2 separate regions of the Homo sapiens genome follow, and region 2 is linked to region 1. The links are chromatin loops, found by intact Hi-C in ENCODE. Cell type or tissue: Caco-2. All regions are shown on one strand. Each heading gives the region's core, and the rest is flanking DNA. Links, peaks and the distances in the headings are about the cores only. Region 1 has its middle 140 kb from the start of SPP2. Region 2 overlaps LINC01891 (long intergenic non-protein coding RNA 1891).

Region 1 (5,379 bases), core at 155-5,154:
GGAATAGATTCTCCACTGGAGCCTACAGAGAAAGTTTGGCCCTACTAAGAATTTTGACTTCAAACGTCTAGCCTCCAGAGTTGTAAGAGAAAAAATTCCCATTATTTCAAGCCACCCAGCTTGTGGCACTTTGCTTCAGCATTCCTGGGAAACTAATACACCACCTTTGCCTGAGTTCAGTAATCCCTAAGGAGGAGTAAGGGCATAGGATGCTGATGAATTACTGCATCTCTTTGCAAATAGGAAACAGGGTACTACACAAACCAGTTTATCAACGTGAAATGTGATATGCTGACTAACTAAAACTCTCTTCCACCTTTCTACAAATGCCTTCAATATAAGGATGATTATTGAGAACACATCTAACAGAAAAGTCACTGGTGATTGAATGAGAGGCAAAGATTGTGGGCCAAGGTCAGAGTTATTTTCTGTCTTCTCTTTCGATTGATCCCTTGAGCAATTTGGTCCTTCAAACAACCATGAGATTATGAGTGATCTGTGGAGCCACTTTAGCTTCAAATTCAGTGATTCTCAGAAAAGGGATAAGTCAGAGGACCAGAAAATGGCAAGGGGAAGGGGAAGAGCCTTAGGTCAGGGGGCAGCTGGGGGAAGGCAGGGTCTGGGGAGGGAAAGGAAGTGAATCCTGGAGTCTGGGAATGCCAGGCTTCCAGGGATCCAGAGCCCCCTTACCTCACTAGTAAGGAAATGCCCAGGAGAACGACTCCCTGCCCCCGACCAGACTTGGCCCACAATCCCGGCCGCCATGCTGGTTTTGTGTTTGTCTTTCTGAGATGCTGAGTTCTACCATTGCGTTTTCAGCCTGACTCCCTTCAATAGCCTCCCTCCATTATCTCTCCTCTTTCTTTCTAGCTCTTTCTTCATTTTACCACCAGCATTTTCCACCTCAAAAACAAATCCTATGGGGCCATTTCCTTTCTTTGAGGTGTTAGGGCTCACCTCTGTCCACAGAGGCAGCTCACACCCCTGCGTACCTCTCCAGACTCCTGTCCTACCTTTCCCTCCATCTCTACCCAGTCACGCTAAACTTCTAGTTTCCAGAATGCTTTTATAATGACCCCAGGCTTTTACCCTTTTGCAGTTATTTATCCTTTAAAATCTAGATCAAATATATGATATTTCAGTTAGTTGTGTTCACTTGTCCCCACAAAACTCCCTGAATAATGCACTCATTCATGCTTAGGGGCTTTTGAACTATTCTGTCACAAAAATTGTAAAAGTATTAATAAAAGTTTTTGTTTTAAATAATATCATTTGTTTCAATATCAGGAACTCTTATCATTATAATGGCTCTGAAATGCCTAGATTCTGTAATAAAATCTTAGCCCCATTGGGCTTGCAGATTCTTGGGAAGCTGTAATGTAGGGAGTAGGTAATAAAATATCTCAAACCCAGCTTGAAGAAGTAAATGTTGGCACATTTAAATTGTAGACAATGTCCCTTTTTACGATGTGGGATCTTTCACAGTCTTCTCTCAGATTAGCTCTCCCTGCCCCTACCATCACTATGACAATGCACACCCCGTAATGAGCAATGGACACTTTCTCAAGAGAGCTTGCAGGAGTGAGCTTGCCAGTCTAAAAGCAAAGAACGATACGTCATTACAGTGTTAACTTTCAGTTATCTGATTACTAATGATTCTGAGCCTGTCTTTGCACTCTTTGAAGTTTCTTGGGCTTTTTCTCTAACGTGCTTATTCATTATTGTCCTTTGCCCATTTTTTTTTCTACTGGGATGCTATCATTTCCTTATCGTTTTGCAGGAGTTCTGTGTGCTCTAGATAGCAATCTCCTGTTTATCATAGGTACAGCAAGAATCATCTCCTATTCTGTGATTTCTCAATGATTTCGTTTACATTGTTCTTTGATGAATGGAAATTATCAATGCTAATGTAATCAAATTAATCACATTTCACCTTCTGGCTTTGCTTTTGAAGTTTTACTGATTCAACTGGTGATGACAAAATGAGCCACTTTTATATTTGGACAGTTGATTACTTACAGATGGAAAGAAAAAGTGTTTAAGTCAAAGGTGCCGGCATCCCTCAGTCCTTGTCCCATACACCAAAAGGGTGACAAGAAAACAGAAAAGGTCCCATAAATATCTTCTTTTGAGAAGTGTCTGTTCATATCCTTTGCCCACTTTTTGATGGGATTGTTTGTTTTTTTCTTGTAAATTTGTTTGAGTTCATTGTAGATTCTGGATATTAGCCCTTTGTCAGATGAGTAGGTTGCGAAAATTTTCTCCCATTTTGTAGGTTGCCTGTTCACTCTGATGGTAGTTTCTTTTGCTGTGCAGAAGCTCTTTAGTTTAATTAGATCCCATTTGTCAATTTTGTCTTTTGTTGCCATTGCTTTTGGTGTTTTAGACATGAAGTCCTTGCCCATGCCTATGTCCTGAATCATAATGCCTAGGTTTTCTTCTAGGGTTTTTATGGTTTTAGGTCTAACGTTTAAGTCTTTAATCCATCTTGAATTAATTTTTGTATAAGGTGTAAGGAAGGGATCCAGTTTCAGCTTTCTACATATGGCCAGCCAGTTTTCCCAGCACCATTTATTAAATAGGGAATCCTCTCCCCATTGCTTGTTTTTCTCAGGTTTGTCAAAGATCAGATAGTTGTAGATATGCGGCGTTATTTCTGAGGGCTCTGTTCTGTTCCATTGATCTATATCTCTGTTTTGGTACCAGTACCATGCTGTTTTGGTTACTGTAGCCTTGTAGTATAGTTTGAAGTCAGGTAGCGTGATGCCTCCAGCTTTGCTCTTTTGGCTTAGGATTGACTTGGCGATGCGGGCTCTTTTTTGGTTCCATATGAACTTTAAAGTGGTTTTTTCCAATTCTGTGAAGAAAGATGAAAAAAATGCTCATCATCACTGGCCATCAGAGAAATGCAAATCAAAACCACAATGAGATACCATCTCACATCAGTTAGAATGGCAATCGTTAAAAAGTCAGGAAACAACAGCTGCTGGAGAGGATGTGGAGAAATAGGAACACTTTTACACTGTTGGTGGGACTGTAAACTAGTTCAACCATTGTGGAAGTCAGTGTGGCGATTCCTCAGGGATCTAGAACTTGAAATACCATTTGACCCAGCCATCCCATTACTGGGTATATACCCAAAGGACTATAAATCATGCTGCTATAAAGACACATGCACACATATGTTTATTGCGGCACTATTCACAATAGCAAAGACTTGGAACCAATCCAAATGTCCAACAATGATAGACTGGATTAAGAAAATGTGGCACATATACACCATGGAATACTATGCAGCCATAAAAAATGATGAGTTCATGTCCTTTGTAGGGACATGGATGAAATTGGAAATCATCATTCTCAGTAAACTATCGCAAGGACAAAAAACCAAACACCGCATGTTCCCACTCATAGATGAGAATTGAACAATGAGAACACATGGACACAGGAAGGGGAACATCACACTCTGGGGACTGTTGTGGGGTGGGGGGAGGGGGGAGGGATAGCATCAGGAGATATACCTAATGCTAAATGACGAGCTAATGGGTGCAGCACACCAGCATGGCACATGTATACATATGTAACTAACCTGCACATTGTGCACATGTACCCTAAAACTTAAAGTATAATAAAAAAAAAAAAAAAAGAAAACAGAAAAGGTCAATGACTGCAATGAAGTTATGGTATACCTCATTGGTGAGGAGCAAAGCCTAGACCACAGCTGAGTGGTTTATCATCTGCAGTTCTGTAGGAGGCATGGGAGGGGCAGGGGGTGAGACCAGAAGCCCCAGACCTCATTAGGACCCAGAGACCCCAGGAAACCATGAGACACTGTCTCTTGACAGCCTCCCAGGGGAGACAGGGCAGTGGGAGGGCAATGGCCTTATAGCAGCTCCTCACCAGCCTCTCATCCTCTTGTGTTCTGGGAGGAATACAAGGCATTTTGCCAAGACTCAGATTCAGCTGCAGTTCAAGCCTTTGCCTGCGTGGCCAAGTGGCTACGTGCAAGGTTGCCAGTAACGATGTTCCTTGCTCTTCCAGGTTTGCTAGAGTTGCATCTTAACAAAGGCTTTTTCAGCACATTAGAGATAATTGTGTGATTTTCCTCTTTGAATGTATGAATGTGGTGAGTTACACGGATTCATTTTCTGATTTGAAGTGTCCTTGTATCAGAGCAACCCTCTTTATCACAATGAATGAGATGTGCTGTTGGATTTGGGTAGCTGACAATTTATTTGGGCGGTTTTCTCCTACATTCAAATATATAACGGGCCTATGGTTTTCATTTCGGGAGCTATCCTTATCTAATTTTAGAATCAAGATTGTAGATGATTTACACAATGAGCAGTAGCCTATTCCTTCTACTTTCTAAAACAACTTGTGTGAAACAGAAATTAACTATTCTCTGAAAGTTTGTCAGGATTCCCGTGTGAAACCATCTAGATTTGAGTTCTGGGGAAGAGGGAAGGTCTTCACTGACAATTTCAACTTTTTAAATATTACCAGTCTATTCATGTTGTATTTTTTCTTTTTCCAGTTTGGCATTTTAATTTTTTCTGGGATTGACTCCTGCAGCTTTTCACATTAAATGTACACATGCCCACAATAAAAAGCTTATTGTTAGACTGTAGTTACTTATTTTTATTATTTATTTTGGTTATTTACCTCCTCTCCCTCCCTCTCCTTTCTCTTTCACTCTCTCTTTCTCTTTCTGTATCAGCCTTGCCAGCAACTTATTTATTTTTAATAATCATTCCAAAGAACGAGCTTTTGGTTCTATTAATTTCTCTGTTATTTTTCTGTTGTTGTTTCTCTGCTGGATTTCTGCCCTTGTCTGTATTCTACCTTTCTATCTTGTTTATTTGGATTTGCTCTATTGGTCTTTTATTAACGTGTTGAGATTAAAACTTCATCAATTTATTTTTAACGTTCTTATTTTCTGATAAATATAAATTGATGAGTGTCATCTTTGGACACAACTTTAGATATGTCTCAAAATTTTGACATGAAATGTTTTCATTATCATTCAGTTTTAAATATGTCTTAATTTACTATTTACTTCTTAACCCATAGGCTGTTTAGTAATATGTTATTTAGTTTCCAAAGATATGGGATTTAAAAACCAGCCTTTTGATGTTAATTTCTAACTTTGTTGTGTTGTAGTTGGAGAACAGAGTATGTAAATGTTCATCCCTTAGAACTCCCTTTATGCTGGACTGTGTGTAGTTTTCTGATAAGTTTTTCAGATTTAGTTGAAAAGCACATGCAGTTCTTTTGTTTATTTGATACTGAGTTCTATACATATCTAGCATCTCCAGTTTATCAATGGTATTGTGAAAGTCTTTGTATTTCTGCTTATCAGGGTTATTTCTGAAAATG
Region 2 (5,379 bases), core at 217-5,216, 250 kb before region 1:
AGTAAAAAGTCAACTAGAATTTTTTTTCTTAAATATACGTGTACATATGCATTAGAAAGGTAAAAATAAATCCTATAAAATGTACTTTTTATTCTCTCTCTTTCAAGAATTAAACTTACCACATATAAAAACAAGTTTTGGGCAGGGGGGTGTGGGTTGTATCTTTTTGGTTTTTGTTCTCAAAACCCAAGCAAACATCAGACTATGAAAAAGGAATTCAAACAGAGTTAGTTTCCATTCCTTCACCCACAGTGCACCAACTTTCTCCCCCAAGACTCACCTCTCTCTTAGCCAGGCACTGAAAAGACAAGAACTCTGCCTTCAGGTCTTCTCTGGGGATATGGGAAATGGCAGCAGAGCACCCTGGGCTCAGAAATCAGTCATGGCACCCGGCACCTGCGTGCCCTCACCAAATTCAACCTGTCCTCCCCAGCTCCATTGTCAGCCACTCTCCCTCCCACTGCCCTGAAGATGGAAATGTACCCAACCTTCAAGCCCCTGTCGGTCCAGCTCGCGAAGTTTCCGGCTGAAGATTCATTATCAGATGGATGAGATGTTCATCTCCACTTACACAGCCTACGGCTTGTGTGTGGAGAAAGATGTTGAGCCAACAAAATGATCTGCAACACAAAATTCTACTCTCCTCTTCACTCTTTATTGCTAAAGCACTTATTTCACTGGTTTCAAGCTGCTTTAAAAGGAGTGAATATGCAGGTAAGGAGATTGGACCGGGTTGGAGTGTCTGTCCCTGCAGCTGGGTCCTCCAGGCATGGACACATGTTTGTAAGATTAAAAAGACCATTGCAAGGCCAGGCATGGTGGCTCATGCCTGAAATCACAGCACTTTGGGAGGCTGAGACAAATGGATCGCTTGAGGTCAGGAGTTCAAGACCAGCCTGGCCAACATGGTGAAACCCCACCTCTACTAAAATACAATAATTAGCTGGGCATGGTGGCAGGTGCCCGTAATCCCAGCTACTTGAGAGGCTGAGACAGGAGAATCGCTTGAACCAGGAGACGGAGGTTGCAGTGAGCCGGGATCGCACCACTACACTCCAGCCTGGGCCACAGAGCAAGACTCTGTCTCAAAAAAAAAAAAAAAAAATGATGATGTTGCAGTTCCCAGATATGAGTCCGCAACATGCTCTTGCTATAACCCATTGGATTAAAAAGAGTCCTTCCCTTTGGACTGTGGGTCCAAAGCTTTGCCCCATTTTTCTCTTTCCATTGCTACTATTCAAATCCTGAATGGCAGTTTCTTGAGAGGTTAATTGGTAGTAGGCCAGCATTAAAAAAGTCAGAGGGGGCAGGAGTCCTGTGGTCATGGATTTCTGAAAAGCCATATTAACATATTAACAAAGTTAGATGCCTGTCTTTATTGCAGAGCTCGGGAGCCTTTTCTACGCTCAGGTCTTTTCAAATCCCCAGTGGAACTCTGCTGCGGTTTTTCTCAGTTTGACCTCAGCGCCTTTTGTTTCCTGTGGAATGTCATGGGATTAGCATTCCTGGCGGTACTTAGGGAGACATGTTTTCTAGCAGTCTGGGTCCCAGAAGGGCAAGTCAAGTAATCAATCAACAAGAAAGTACACAAATATGTTGCATGTCAAGTTATCATCAATTTTAAAATATTATTGATGACATTTTTAATCAGTTTATTTATTTGTACTAAACCTATTTCTACTTACAGAACTCCTCAATTCCCACTAGCCCCATTTCAAGTGCTCAGGAGCTCCATGGAGCTCCCTCGCAGCTCGATTGGACGTGCAGAGCTTGATGAAGCGGATAAAAGACACTCAGGTTTAGACCCTTGGAGGGAGAGAACACAGAGGGCTTTGTGACCTTTTAATGAGGCACAAAAACACCCCTGAGACTTTCCTTTTCCCACCCCTTCTCTATTAATCCTCTTCAACAACATGAATTTCCACAGTGAGTTGAGGGTTTACCCCTACCTGCCTCAAAGGAATTTTGAAAAGATTAAAAAAAAAAAAAAAGAAAGAAAGGAAAACAGAGCTTTGGCTCAGCACTCAGGACCCATCCGAGGTGGTCGCAATTAAAAACAAAAGCAGCCACTGTGATTGGTCTCACTTGTACCGTAGTAACATGTGATCTATTTCAGCAGCAGCCATAGCGTTTGTTTTGGAGACTTCAGTCAGAAAATAAACGTAACGCATGTGTGAAAAGAAAGAAGTGTGTGGAACTCGGAGAAAGTCTTATCTTCTGAACACGAGTGCCCGAGGACAGAAGCCCCCATCTTTTAACAAAGAAAAGTCCATTGTTCATCATTTTGTGAAATGTGAAAACTAACATGATAAACAATGATTCATTTTAATGGACTGAAAAATAACTTGCATAGACACTGGAGGCCAAGAAAAGAAAAAAAAAAAAAGAAAGAAAAGAAAAAGCATTATCCTTTTATCCATTTAAAGAAAAAAAAGCAAAATACATCCTATTATCAGCTCTCAATAGATGAACAGGCACTAAGCAGAAGCTTCGGGAAGGCTGCTGTTTCAGAAAAACTTAACAGGTTTTTGAAAAGAAGAATTCCAACCCCCTGAACTCCCACCCTCTTGTGCACACAACTGGAAGAATGGCACACCCAGATCTGATGGTGATAACTTTTATTTGCAAAGAGATGGGTTAGGAACGGCCAGCGGTTGGGGGCAGATTGGAGATGGGAGGAGAGCTCATCAAAGGGCTTCAGTTAGTTGTAGGTAAACAGGCCTTGTCCCCTGACACTGTTCTTTTCCTTGCAACCCATCAAAAGATGTATCTGAATGGTGACTGGACCCAGGGGTGCTGGGGCGAGGGTGTCAGGAAGCCGCTTTCAGGAATCAGCCATCCTACTGCTCTTCCTGTAAGGATTTCTGTTGCTCTTTAAATCAGTAAGTGGAGACTAGGGCATTCTAATGTTGCAAACATTAAACAGTCAAGCTACCACTTAAATTTTCTGCTGCAAAAGAAATTTCAACCACTGACTAGTTAAGGGGAAGGATCTCCCCTACCCTATAATTCCCATGGCTAAAACGCTTGACATTTCTTATTTCAGACTGGAAGATTCTGTAGGCTGTCCGATTTAGGTAAATGGCGCTGTCTTTGGCTTTCGTTATGATGCTCAGAAGTGAGAGCTGCTGCAGTTTGACCCCCTCTCCCTGGCTGTGGGCTTTGCTGTGACACAAGGTAAAGTGAGGAGTCAGTGCTGCCCTGGGACCCAGCCCAAGCATATGGCTACACTGTGGCTTAGTGTCCGGGGGCTGCTTTAACAAATGACCGCAAACTGGGTGTCTTCAAACAACAGAAGCTCTTCTCCTGGAGTTCTGAAGGCCAGAAGTCCAAAATCAAGGTGTGGGCAGGCTAGGTTCCTTCCAAAAGCTCTGGGAGAATGTTCCGGCTCTCTCCTGGCTTCTGGCAGTGCCAGGATTCCTTGGCTGTCTTTGGTTCCTAGATGCTGCACTCCAGTCTCTGTCTCCGTGGTCACATGGTATCCTCTCCGTGCCTCCCTGCGGCTTCATGTGGTCTTCTTATAAGGACACCAGTCACTGGATTTAGGACCCACCCTAAATCCAGGAGGACTTCATCTATGAGAATGGCATACACAAAGAGCCTATTTCCAAATAAGTTCACATTCTGAGGTTCTGGGTGGACAGGTATTTGTTAGGACACTATTTAGCCTAGTCCATCCTCATTCTTCTACTCCAAGATGAAATTTTCCTAAACTTCTAATAGCTATTTTTATCACTGCAGATTTTATTACCTTGACAAAAAAAAAACAAAAAAAACTCCGCTAAACTTTTCACTGCTTTTGAAAAGCATTGCCTGTGGCTCAGGGAGAAAGCTAGAAGAACATGAAGCAAGCAGCTGCATGACACGTCCACGGGACAGGCCTGGGCATGGAGCGAGGGCTCCAGAGACAGGAGGGAAGGGAGAGCTGACCTCGCCTGCCTTCGGTGGAAGGAGGAGGTGGGAGGCACACAGGGAGTGCCCGGGAGCCAGGTAGGCCTGGACTTGGATCCTGGGGGGTGTGAGGAGACCGAGGCAACCAGAAGGCGTCTCAGAGACAAGACCAAGGGCAAACTACGTGGAAGCTCTCAAGGCCATGTGCCGCCAGGAGCGTCACCTTCCCAGGAGCGTCACTAGACTCTGCTCTGCAGGGCTTTGGTTTAGTGCAGGGGCAGAGGGCTGGGTGGAGACAGGAAGCTTCAGAGCCACTCCACACCCACAAGGCCAGCCTCACTTCCTCACTCCTGACCCGTAGCTTGAGGCTGCCGGATCATCAGCCCTTCTGGGCCAGCAGTGTGTCTTGCTCTGCCTTTGCAGCTGCGTAAAGAGCGTGAGAAGCCACAGTAAATGGTAACTTAAACAGAAAGAGGAAGTCCCGGAAGATGGGCATGCTCTTTAAAGGAACATGAAGGAAGAGCCCACATAACCCCTGACAAAGACTCTCTCCTTGACCAAACTTTAGTCAGACTCCTCCAAGCCCTCAACCTTGGTCCCTGTCCTTGCTGGGCCTGCAAAGCTCAGTTTCAACAGGGATCCTGCTGTCAGTTTATTGAGAACCCTTGATCCTCGATATCAGATCACCCTGGCCTACCTTCAACAAGAATCCTTGTTGAAACCTGGATCAGTTTAGCAAGAAGCCCGACCCTGAAATCATCTTCATCTGGTGAAACCCCTCAACCTGCTGTAAATATCCCCTTGTTCTTTTTTTTTCTTAATTTTAATTTTATAATTTTTTTGGTAAGGAGTCTCACTCTGTGACTAGGCTGGAGTGCAATGGTCCAATCTTGGCTCACTGCAACTTCCACTTCTTAGGTTCAAGTGATTCTTCTGCCTCAGCCTCCCTAGTAGCTGGGACTACTACAAGCACCTGCCACCACCCCTGGCTAATTTTGTATTTTTGGTAGAGACGGTGTTTTGCCATGTTGGCCAGGCTGGTCTTGAACTCCTGACCTCAAGTGATCCGCCCGCCTCAGCCTCCCAAAGTGCTGGGATTACAGGTTTCAGCCACCATGTCTGGTGCCTTGTTCTTGTATTGGGAGTTGAGCCTGATCTCTCTGCCCTGTTGTGACACTGTGGACACCAATTGCAATTGTCCTGAATAAAGTCTTACCATTTTAGAAAGTATCGACCGGGCGCGGTGGCTCATGCCTGTAATCCCAGCACTCTGGAAGGCCAAGGTGGGCGGATCACCTGAGGTCAGAAGTTCAAGACCAGCCTGGCCATGGTGAAACCCCATCTCTACTAAAAATACAAAAAATTAGCCGGGCGTGGTGGTGCGCACCTGTAATCTCAGCTACTTGGGAGGCTGAGGAGGCAGGAGAATTGCTTGAACCTGGGAGGTGGAGGTTGCAGTGAGCCAGGATCATGCCATTGCACTCCAGC

Evidence for each region. A loop is a pair of places that touch in the nucleus more often than their neighbours do. Peaks named below come from ENCODE experiments on the same cell type or tissue, not always from the same donor. Only the 100,000 strongest peaks of a DNase experiment are listed, where the experiment ranks them.
Region 2: a loop joins it to region 1, with 5 times the contacts of the local background. A loop is called at or near these places in 1 of 110 quality-filtered maps.

Annotation. Positions count from the first base shown.
Region 1 is chr2:234,190,579-234,195,957 of GRCh38, reverse strand. No RefSeq gene overlaps it. Among named protein-coding and RNA genes, the nearest start is that of SPP2, 140 kb to the right of the region's middle. In Caco-2, for the core only: no CTCF peak of the experiment used is centred there; DNase peaks (open chromatin) are centred at 1,554 and 2,060.
Region 2 is chr2:234,445,453-234,450,831 of GRCh38, reverse strand. LINC01891 (long intergenic non-protein coding RNA 1891) reads left to right here. Exons shown (of 3, transcript NR_146988.1): 2 at 434-714. Among named protein-coding and RNA genes, the nearest start is that of LINC01891, 6.5 kb to the left of the region's middle. RefSeq lists an enhancer at 4,406-4,455. In Caco-2, for the core only: no CTCF peak of the experiment used is centred there; DNase peaks (open chromatin) are centred at 1,451 and 2,651.